Linked DNA regions of Homo sapiens: region 1 is linked to region 2. The links are chromatin loops, found by intact Hi-C in ENCODE. Cell type or tissue: dorsolateral prefrontal cortex. All regions are shown on one strand. Each heading gives the region's core, and the rest is flanking DNA. Links, peaks and the distances in the headings are about the cores only.

The links. Hi-C counts contacts between places; a loop is a spot of excess contacts. Peaks named below come from ENCODE experiments on the same cell type or tissue, not always from the same donor. Only the 100,000 strongest peaks of a DNase experiment are listed, where the experiment ranks them.
Region 1: a loop joins it to region 2, with 4 times the contacts of the local background. A loop is called at or near these places in 2 of 110 quality-filtered maps.

The regions. Positions count from the first base shown.
Region 1 is chr21:30,762,306-30,767,697 of GRCh38, reverse strand. No RefSeq gene overlaps it. Among named protein-coding and RNA genes, the nearest start is that of KRTAP21-1, 9.6 kb to the right of the region's middle. In dorsolateral prefrontal cortex, for the core only: no CTCF peak of the experiment used is centred there; no DNase peak of the experiment used is centred there.
Region 2 is chr21:30,812,666-30,818,057 of GRCh38, reverse strand. KRTAP8-1 (keratin associated protein 8-1) reads left to right here and starts at 4,784. Exons shown (of 1, transcript NM_175857.4): 1 at 4,784-5,361. The coding sequence starts at 4,838. The coding sequence ends at 5,029. In dorsolateral prefrontal cortex, for the core only: no CTCF peak of the experiment used is centred there; no DNase peak of the experiment used is centred there.

The sequences.
Region 1 (5,392 bases), core at 230-5,229, 50 kb after region 2:
ACTTTGTGAATGCAGTCCTGGCATCCGGGAGCTGGGCAGAGCTAACTGCCCTCTGAAGTTTCTTTTTACTCTAACCTCTGGGATTCTATGAACAAAAAGTGATTTTCAAATACAGAGGCTTGAGAAGAATGATGATGCTGAATATAGAACAGAAAAAATAACACGATTTGCCATAGAATTCTGTAATGGAGAGAGAGATCAAATATTATCAGTTAGTTTTAGAAATCTGACCACATTGTAGAGAGATATCTTCTAGAATAGAATAAATTAGAATTTCAAAGTCGGGAGCAGATAAGATTGTGTGTGTGTGTGTGTGTGTGTGTGTGTGTGTATTGATGCTATGAGGAAAGACAAAAATTCACCTTTTATGGACCAACCTCTGTTCTAGATCCTGAACTATCAATAGTCATTTATCAAACATTTATAAAATTTTATATAATGACTTTATTAGATGCTGTAGATTTAATGGCATAAGATAAAGTTCTAGACTCCAAGAAGTTTGCACCTGTGAAGTATGGGAGAGATAACAAGATCACACATTCTAATTTATATTAAAAATAAAACCTCTTAAATAGCACTTACTATTGGCTAGGTGCTATTCTAAGTGATTTACAGATATTAGCTCAAATAATCTTCACAACCCTAAGACGTAGGTACTATCATTATATTCGTTTTAAGATGAGAAAAGTGAGGCACAGACAAATGAAATGAATTGTCCAAGATTTTAGGGCTAATTAGTGGCAGAGGCAGAGTTGAAGCCAGAATCCATGTTCTTAAGTGCCACACTGAGATGCCTCCCTTGCAGCAGCATGCTAGAGCTAGCTGTGTTGGCTTGTGAAGGCTAATTGTGTATATCTCGTCTCAGCTCCACAATCAGTGACATCATGTTGGTGGTTTGAAACTGGCTAAGATGGAAGTATTTATTTATTTACTTTTTCCCAGTAAGTGCATTTACCAGCACCTTACTGGCAGGTTATGATACAGATGTTACAATATTTCTAATAGTTATGAGAGGGTGCTTTGGAAAAAAATAAAAAAAGAAACATCAAAGTCAGAGATGATGGGGAGTGGAAAGTTCCAGGAGACAAAAAGATCATCCTCGAAGGATGAATGGGAGGTAGACTGCTGGATGATTGCAGAAATGACCAGAGGGATCAAAAAAAGGAGAAGGCATCAATAACATGCCATCTTATTGACAGAGGTCTGGTCTTTACTGGAAGAGTCAGATTAGCAGAGACAGTCTGAGGCTTCCCTTGCAAATAGTCACAGAATTTGGGTAACTTGAAAGGCTTGGTTAGAAGACGTCACATCAGCTCATCTGCAGCCATCAATCAGCGTGCCATACCAGCTGGAAACTGGGAACAGGGGAGACCATTAGGAAAGGATGGTACATCAAGATTCATGAAAATTACTTTAAGAGGCACCCAGTGCAGGCAATAGTTCCACAGAGATGCTAAGTGCGTTGGGAACTATTCATTGTTGAATGTTGAGAGACTCTGAAGCATATAGGGATTTCTCTGATAGCTGGAAATTTTTTTAATGGAATGATGTTTTGGGGGGAACTAGTTATCTTTTTCTTATGACAAGTCTTCAGTAAGAGGCTGGGAAACCATCTTGCAAGACATGGGTCCAGAGAAGAGTGAGCTGTGGATCTGAAAGGTGTTATGGAGCCACTTCGGAGCTGGGAGACCTTAGGAAAAACTCATTCTTATTCAGTCTCATTTTTATCCTTTCTGTAAAACTGGAATTAAAATAACTGTGCTGCCTTTTACAGTACTTTTACAAGGATCAAATATATATATTTGATATATATATTACTATTCTATATATAATATATATTATATATTACTATTCTATATATAATGTATATTATATATTACTATTCTATATATAATATATAGAATATATATATTTGAGATATATATATATATATATTTTCACTGCATTCACAAAGTGTCCATGAATTGGTGACTGAGACCATGTGTTATATGTAACCATGTGATTGAGATATATATATAATATATATATAAAATAGTTTTGAAGACTTGCTTAATTAATTAAGCATACATATATTTTTCTGTTGGATGGTATTTTTCCTGGTATGAGAGAATGACTCAATAGGTTATTGACTTAGGTTCTTAACATCGCTGGCATTCATTGGTGAGTAGCCATAAAGAAAAAAATGTACTTAGTATCATGTCATACTGCCCTTTCTATATACTACGCATAATAATGTTTCTAGGTTAGAAGTATTTAACAGGTAACATCTGTTTCCACCACAGTTAATAAACTTTAAACTATGCCATGATGTCAAACCTAGTGACATAGTGTTGAGCATTTATGTTTGGTAATAAATTATTGTACAAAATGCTCCAGGCAATGTGACATAACACTTAACAAGGATTTGTTTATTATCTGAGTGTTTGGTCATTTTGTTTTATTTGTTATCAAAATATTAATTAAGATATATTTATAATAAAATAACCAAACTTTAAGAGACCAATTTAATAATATGTTTGGGAATATATTTGAGAATATTTTGCAGCAAGACCAGTTCAGTGGTAAGTGGAAAATATAGACTTTTGATCTGTTGTAATTTGTAAGGAATTATGTATTTTCAAGGAAAAATGATGAGGTTAGGAGTTAAAATTCAATAAGGAGATGGGGGTTTGTGTTGTGAAATGCTTCAAAGGGGTTAAATAATGCTATGGTCTATTTAGTAACCAGGCAACAAGGACATCCTTGGTGACTTATTGAGAGCAGCCTTAGTTATATGATGGGGATAGAACAGAAATTGCAATTAATTGAGAAATTAATGAGTAAAAGGATGGCAAAATTCTGGGCACAGCCTACTTGTTGAAGAAACTTGGTGGTGAAGGGAAGAAACAAGGTGGAGTGAGTGGTGGATGAGTGTGTGGGGTTAAGGACCAACTCCTGAAATATTAATGGAAACTTGAAGGTCTGAGAATGTGTGTTTTTTGCCACTTACATCCTCTCAACGAAGTCTGGAGGGCAATGGAACACGTTGGGCTTTATCTAGGGTCAGCTACATAATTCGCAGAGTCCAGTGCAAACGGAAAACGTGCTTTCTTGACATGTCATGATGCTTTTTGTTTGCTATTAATGTCATGTGCTCTTGGGCATGGGAATATCTGTTGGATGAGTCTAGATCCTCGTAGATGTTCCATCTTGACCTTTCCCATGCCTGTGTTCAGGCTCCTGCTGGGGAAAGAAGGTGGCAGCAGTCACTGAGTGAGGGAGCTGAAAACCAAAGACCTGTTCTGGGGAGGTGGGCTGGAGATGAGAGGTGGGACTGTGTGTGAATTGACACCCCATCCCAGCACCCCAGCACATGTTCCATTCCCTACAGACTTCATCAACGAACCACAAATTCAAAGATAAAAGTATTAAGAACTTAAAACTCCAAACACAGGAACCTTTTCTGAGCACTGGGCCTTATAAACTGCACGGATTGCAAACCAGTATGATTGGCTCTGATTGTTCCTTACATATGGCATGCTCTCAATCCATGATGGATAAATTGAATTGATTGGTTTAGTGACTATGTAGTGAAATATCCAATTAAATTTGTGCAAGTAAATATCACCATTGTATAATTGTCTAGGGAGAAGGCAGGGAAGAGCCTGCTATGTGGAAGGATTCATGGAATTTTAAAGAATTGCGTAGGTATTGGATTTTTTTCTTTTTTTTTTTTTTTTTAGCGCAGAAAGAAAGGCACAGACAATAGTGATGGAAGTCCAAATCTCAAGATGGCTTGTACTTCATGGCTTAATTATATATGATCATGGTTAAAGATGATATACTTTTACACAGGCTTAGACCCATAATTTGAAAAACAGAAAAAACTGTATTCATTCTCCCTTAGCCCTATCTTTACCTAACTCTTCTTTCAGGAAGAAGAATGGTAGACAGTTCTGATCCTGAGCAGCATGATTGGATGGGCAAGTGATAATGATGCCTTTTTTATTAAGGGAGACTTGGAACTCATAGAAGGCAGAGGTAGAAATGGTCAATTTGCATTTGGTTTATACAAACCTATGAAGGTCAAAATGAAATGTAAGCAAGGATCTGTTAGCATCAAAAAACAAGTCATAGATGTTCACAATTTATGGAATGGTAATATTGGCATTTCAATGTTTTTATGAAAGCTGATTTTTTGGACTCTGCTCTCTTTTTAAGTCAGACTCAAAGAATATGGAATTTGGAGTCTGATGACTAAGTTATACTTCTGTCATACAGCTGTGTGGTTCTAGCCAAGTCACCTGATTTTTTTAGAAAAAAAAAAAAAAAAAAACAACTCTAGACAAAAAAAACCCCTCTTAACAGGAATTAAAATCCCTGTTAAGTAGGATTAATATTATTCTACATATTTACATATACACATGTACACACACACGGACCCAGACAAAATCTCATGGCTACTTCATTTAGTTAGAGGACAAACCACGTATTTTGGTCTATGTTGGGTCACGAGTCACATGTGGGATGTTTTTAATAGAACAGCATTGATGAAAAAGAAGCCAGTATTGCTCCAGGCTCATTATCAACTAGAGACAAACCCCGGGTAAAAGTACATTAGAAAGAGCCTTTCTAACAATATTGGAGTGACTTCCTAACAAAACTGGAGTGCCTAGTTAAAATGAGCTACTTTGAAGCAAATTGCTATGGGACTGACCAGGTGGACTCAGTGTGTCCCACCCATCCCTGATTGCATGTGAAGGTCTGCGATTGTGGGGACCATTCAGACATGCAGAATTACCCCTTATAATTCATTGACGTTCACCTCCTAACACCGTGAATTGCTACTACTATGGAGATCCCTGTGGAGGCTGTGGATATAGCCCTGGCTCTGGCTGTGGTGATGGGTCGAGCTACGGCTGTGTCAATGGCTCTCATTCTGGCTGTGTTTGCAATGGCTAATTATCTATTTTGCTACAGAGCATGCTAGACGTCTTTCTGTTAGAAAATCACTATCAGAGCATTATTTGCTGCTGAAGTAACAATAGGATGACAGCTGTGACTCTATTTAAATCCCTTTGAAATATTTTTGCCATAGATAGGTTTGATGTTAATGGAAGAAAGATTATATGCCAACTGTTTCCTGAAATTTAACCCTTAAGTTTCATGGTTTCTTCCAATGGTGTGACTATGGCCATGAGCATTTGTGCTCTACATGGCAAATCAGTTTCCCAATAAAATACATTTTTGAATCTATCAAGTCTGTGTCATCCATCTTATTTTAAATCATCCATTACTACAGATTTTGTGATCTTCCTGTTTTATTATCATTTTATGTGTGTGGTTACCTGTGACTTTGCCATTTTTTCAGACATTTATCCAAGAATTTTTCTTCAGTAATTTACTATTTGGT
Region 2 (5,392 bases), core at 202-5,201:
TGTCATATTGACTCATCAGTGATTTTTGATGGGAGAATCATACAATGTTTAGGGTGGCAAGTCCCAGGAAGTCAACTTGTCCCATTTTTCAGTCGGGTCACGCGAGGCCCGGAAAAATGATTTGCCTCAATCCTCACAGCAAGTGAGTAGCCAAGTTAGGTTTAGAATATTCTTTCATTAATTCATTCAACTGAAACTTATGGAAAACCTATATTACGCCCAGTAGTGAGTGAGGCAGTGAGGAATCAAGGCTGATTAAAAATACTATCTTGCTCTCCTGGAAATAAGCATGTTAATGAGGCAGACAGATACCCATCACACAAGTGAAGGTTATATAGGAACTACGATTAAGTCCTACAGATACGAGGAAGAGGTTGGCCTACTGTTATGCTACAGATGGGCTCCAGCTAATCAGGAATGGCAGAAAGGCCTCCCAAAGGAAGTGATTGAGCTGGCATGTGAAGGTTGCATGGGAGTTGATCAGAAGGAGAGGAAGGAAGAGAATTCCTCACAGAACAAACGGCATGTGTCAAAGCTTAAGAGTGAGAGGAGCATGCGAAGTTTGAAGAACTAAAAGACAGCAAAACTTAACGAAGAGAGAGTTGAGAACTTTTAGGTCAGTTTAAAGATTAAAAAATATTATCCTAAAAACAATAGGAGCAATTGAAACACTTTTTTTTCTTGTTTTATTTCTAAGACTGTTACTGATTTATTCATTTGTTATGTTGAGGTACATGCCTTCTATACCTAATTTGTTGAGAATTTTTATCATGAAGGATTGTTGAATTTTGTCAAATTCTTTCTCTGCATCGATTGAGATGAACAAATAATTTTTATCCTTCATCCTATTCATGTGTAAAGTATATTACACTGATTAATTTTTGTATGCTGAACCACTCTTGCTTATCAGAGGTAAATCTACTTGATCATGTGTATGATCTTTTTAATGTGCTTTTAAATTTGGTTTGCTAGTATTTTTGCATCTATGGTCATTAGGGATATTGTCCTATCATTTTATTTTCTCATAGTGTCCTTGTCTGACTGGTATTAGAGTAATGCTGGCCTCATAAAATGAGTTTGAAAGTGTTTCTTCCTCTTTAATTGCTTGAAGGACTTTGAGAAAGATTAGTATTAGCTCTTCTTAAATGTTTTATAGAATTCAATGGTGAAGCAATCTGGCTCTGGATTTTTCTTTGTTGGAAGATATTTTATTACTGATTCAATCTCATTATTTGTTATTGGTCTGTTAAGATTTCCTATTCATGATGTATTCTTGGTAGGTGGCACGTTTCTAGGAATTTGTCCATTTATTGGAGGTTATTGAATTATTTTGGCATATAATTGTTCACAGTAGTCTCTTATGATCTTTTATATTTTTGGAGTATGTTATAATATCTCTTCTTTTATTTCTGATTTTATTTGTCTTTTCCCTTGTTTTATTAGTCTAGCTAAAGGTTTGTCAATTTTGTTTATCTTTTAAAAAACCAACTCTTAGTTTTGTTGCTCTTTTCTGTTTTTCAGATTATATTTCAGTTATTTCTGCTTTGATCTTTATTCCTTTTTTCTTGGTAACTTTGGACTTAGTTTGTTCTTTTTCTTCTAGTTCCTTCAAATATAAAATTATGTTGTTTAGTTGAAATTCTAATTTTTCTTAATGTAGAGTTTATTGCTATAAACTTCTGTCTTAGAATTTTTGCTGCATTCCAAAATTTTGGTTTTTTTTTTCTGTTTTGTGTGTGTGTGTGTGTGTGTGTGTGTGTGTGTGTGTGTGTGTGTGTGGAGATATTTTTCATTCCTCATTTGACCCACTGGCTGTTCAGGAAATGTTTAAGTTCCTCATATTTGTGAATTTTCCAGTTTTCCTCCTGTTATTGATTTCTAGTTTCATACAATTATAGTTGAAAAAGATGCTTGATATGATTTCATTCTTCTTACATTTGTTAAGACTTATTTTGTGGCCTAACGTGTGATATACACTGGAGAATGTTCTGTGTGTGCTTGAGAAGAATGTGTATTCTGTTGCTGTTGGATGGACTATCTGTACACGTCTGTTAGGTCCATTTGGTCTAAGTTCAAGTACAATGTGTCATTATTGGTTTTCTTTTTGGATTACCCATTCATTGTTGAAAATGGGGTATTGAAGCTCTGTACTATAATTATATTTCTATCTATTTCTTTTTTCAGGTCTATTAATATTTGCTTTATATATTTAGGAGTTTAATTTTTTTGTGATTTTTTGAGCATCTCAACAAATACTTTTGTACTTAATTTTATATTTATTACATTGTATACTTTTTAAGAAAAAGGGCTTTCAGCATTGTATACTTTCAGGCTTTATGAAAACCTTGCTCTTTCTTTGATAAGCCTATTATCAGAATAAAGCTTTCATAGGCTCAATATAGGATTAACTTCGCTATTAATTTTTAAATGACTTGTTGATAAATGATATGTTTCCCTAAAATTTTCTTCTGTTAGAATTTTCTGTAGACTTTCTAGAGAAAATCCAAGCCATTCTCTGTAAATAGGGCTTAAGTTTTAAAAAAGACAACATATTTTAATTACTATTCATGTTCAGAGCTAGGTTTTGTGCTGCAGAAGGCAAAGCTAGCATCTTGTCAGATTGGGTAGGCGAATGGGAGAATTCTTTTAAATAGAGCAACATAATTGACCTTTGGCAATATTAATTCAAAAATTTTAAATTATCCATTATACAATGCTATTTTTTGTCTAATTTTTCTTTTTTCCCTAACATTACCAGCTTTTCTATCATGAAACACAGCAATGTGATGCCAGTAGAAATAGTATGTAAATCATTCTATGATTTTTAGGGAATGATCTGTGGTTGAATACCTTTATGTTTTGGGAATAAATCTAATTTCAATTCCCTGAACTTGTTTAGCTATAAGCCACATATCGTGTTTGAATTTTAATTACTGAATCCCCATAGGCAGCCATCCAGGTTTGCTCACGAAGCAGGGTACTGTAGGTGTTTTCATTCTCCAGAATGTGATTATTACGCATTGCATATCTGTATCAAAACATCTTATGTACTCTATAAATATATAAACCTACCATGCACTCACAAAAACTAAAAATAAAAAAATTTAGGCCAGGCGCGGTGGCCCACGCCTGTAATCCCAGCTCTTTGGGAGGCCGAGATGTGCAGATCACTTGAGGTCAGGAGTTCGAGACCAGCCTGGCCAACATGCTGAAACCCTGTCTCTACTAAAAATACAAAAATTAGCCTGGCGCAGTGGCATGCACCTGTAATCCCAGCTACTCGGGAGGCTGAGGCAGGAGACTCGCTTGAACCAAGGAGGTGGAGGTTGCAGTGAGTCCAGATTGCACCACTGCACTCCAGCCTGGGCAATAAAGCAAGACTCTGCCTCAAAAAAAAATTATATATATATCTATATTTAAAAAAAATGCCTCTGCTGTAATTAGTCTACTGCTGGCTAGAACACTGGCATGGTTTTGAATTTTCCAAGTGTCTCATCTTGTTCTTGGATTCAGCCTTTGATTCCTAGCTGCTGATAGCAGGGAGCAAAGTTACCTCTGGGTTATGAAGTAAAATCTGGGAGAGCTCATGTGTAATACATATCTGTTTTGTGGCCTTCTAGAATGATTCCTATTATCTCTGTGCCTATTTCTGTTCCATATGCCCTCTTTGGTATTTGTTCTGTAAGTTCTCTACTAAGTGCCACTGTAAGAAATCTTAATGCAGGTGTCTGAGAATAATATATCAGGTCTTACATGATCCAAGATAGTTTTGATCAGCCTTATCCCTCCTTTAACTCATGCTTGAGAACTGACTCTCTGTTTAGAAAGGAATAACATTCCTTCTTTATCCTGGGGTGCATGATCATTGTAAAAGTGAAATAACTGATTTCATGTTGTCATCTGGCCCTTTATAATATCATCACATTTGTCAGACAATCTAGTTTCATTAGATCTAAGAGAAAAAAAATTTTAAATCTTACAATAAATTTTTTAATTCATTTTTCTGTGTTTACCTTATTAGTTTCAATGTTTAGTTTGAAATATGTTTCAGGCCAAAAAATTAAATTTGTTTGACAATTCAGTACAAGGATTAATCCAAATACTCCGTTTTAAAATCTCAATACTATTAATTCAAGTAGTCTTCTAGAAATGTGATGTTAGGTATAGTTTAGGAGGGGACTATGATTAAGATTACACTTTTAACCAGTTTCCCAAACACGGTAGCTGTAGTAGAGGAAAAAAAAAAGACTCTTTCTCATGAGTTCCATTGCACTTGTCTTTCATATTCCAAAAAAGAGAATCCTTGAAGCAGGTGAATACTAAGACATACTTTAATTTTGAGAATTTTGAGATAGACTCACTATCCATTTGTTATTTTATATATTAATGTATTTAACACATATTTATTGAATTTCAACTGTGTGTTGTGGAAATTCAGAGAGCAAGAGGACTGCATAACAGCTAACAACCTCAGAATATTTCTTGATATTATATACCTGCTTACAGAGTTATATGGGGTCTATAAGACAGAGTGCTTTGAAGTCCTGGCAATAATTTTTTTTTTTTTAGGAAGGGAAATAATTTGTTTAAAGGCATCTTCTCCCTGTATTGCATCACACGAGAGCTTTCTTAAGCCACTGTAAAGACATCATAAGCAAGAGCAAAACAAGTTAATGAGCTTTTTAGAATGTAAATTGGTGTCAAGAATGAAAATGAGGGCTTTGTGTTTTTCACCACCCACCAGAGCTGGGATATATAAAGAAGGTTCTGAGACTAGGAATCCATCCCACTGAGGAAACGCACTCTGTTGCTACCTAAGCCCTCCACTCCCGACACCATGCTCTGCGACAACTTCCCCGGGGCTGTCTTCCCAGGATGCTACTGGGGCAGCTATGGCTACCCGCTGGGATATAGCGTTGGCTGTGGCTATGGCAGCACCTACTCTCCAGTGGGCTATGGCTTCGGCTATGGCTACAACGGCTGTGGGGCTTTCGGCTACAGGAGATACTCGCCATTTGCTCTCTACTGATTGGCTGAAATCCCCGAGGTGTAGCATCTTCTCTCCCTTGAAGGCTGAGCCCCACATCTCCAGGTTCCCCCCGTATCCACTCCTTCAGTCCTCATTTGCTCATCAACCTCAGAGACACTGCTTTCCAACTTACCTCGAGTCCCAGGGGAGGAAAATGAAAAAGCAGACGCTTCCTCAAGCTGCCTCCCCTGGCTGATGTTCTCTGGGACATTTTCGGAAATTTGACCTCCCACTTGTCATGAGCTACTTTTGAATTTTCCATGACACTCATGACTTGTGATGAAGTCATGGATATGTCTATCAAAATCTCAATAAATTTGTCTCAGCTGGTATAATATTCTCATGCTAGAGCGAAGTTTCCTT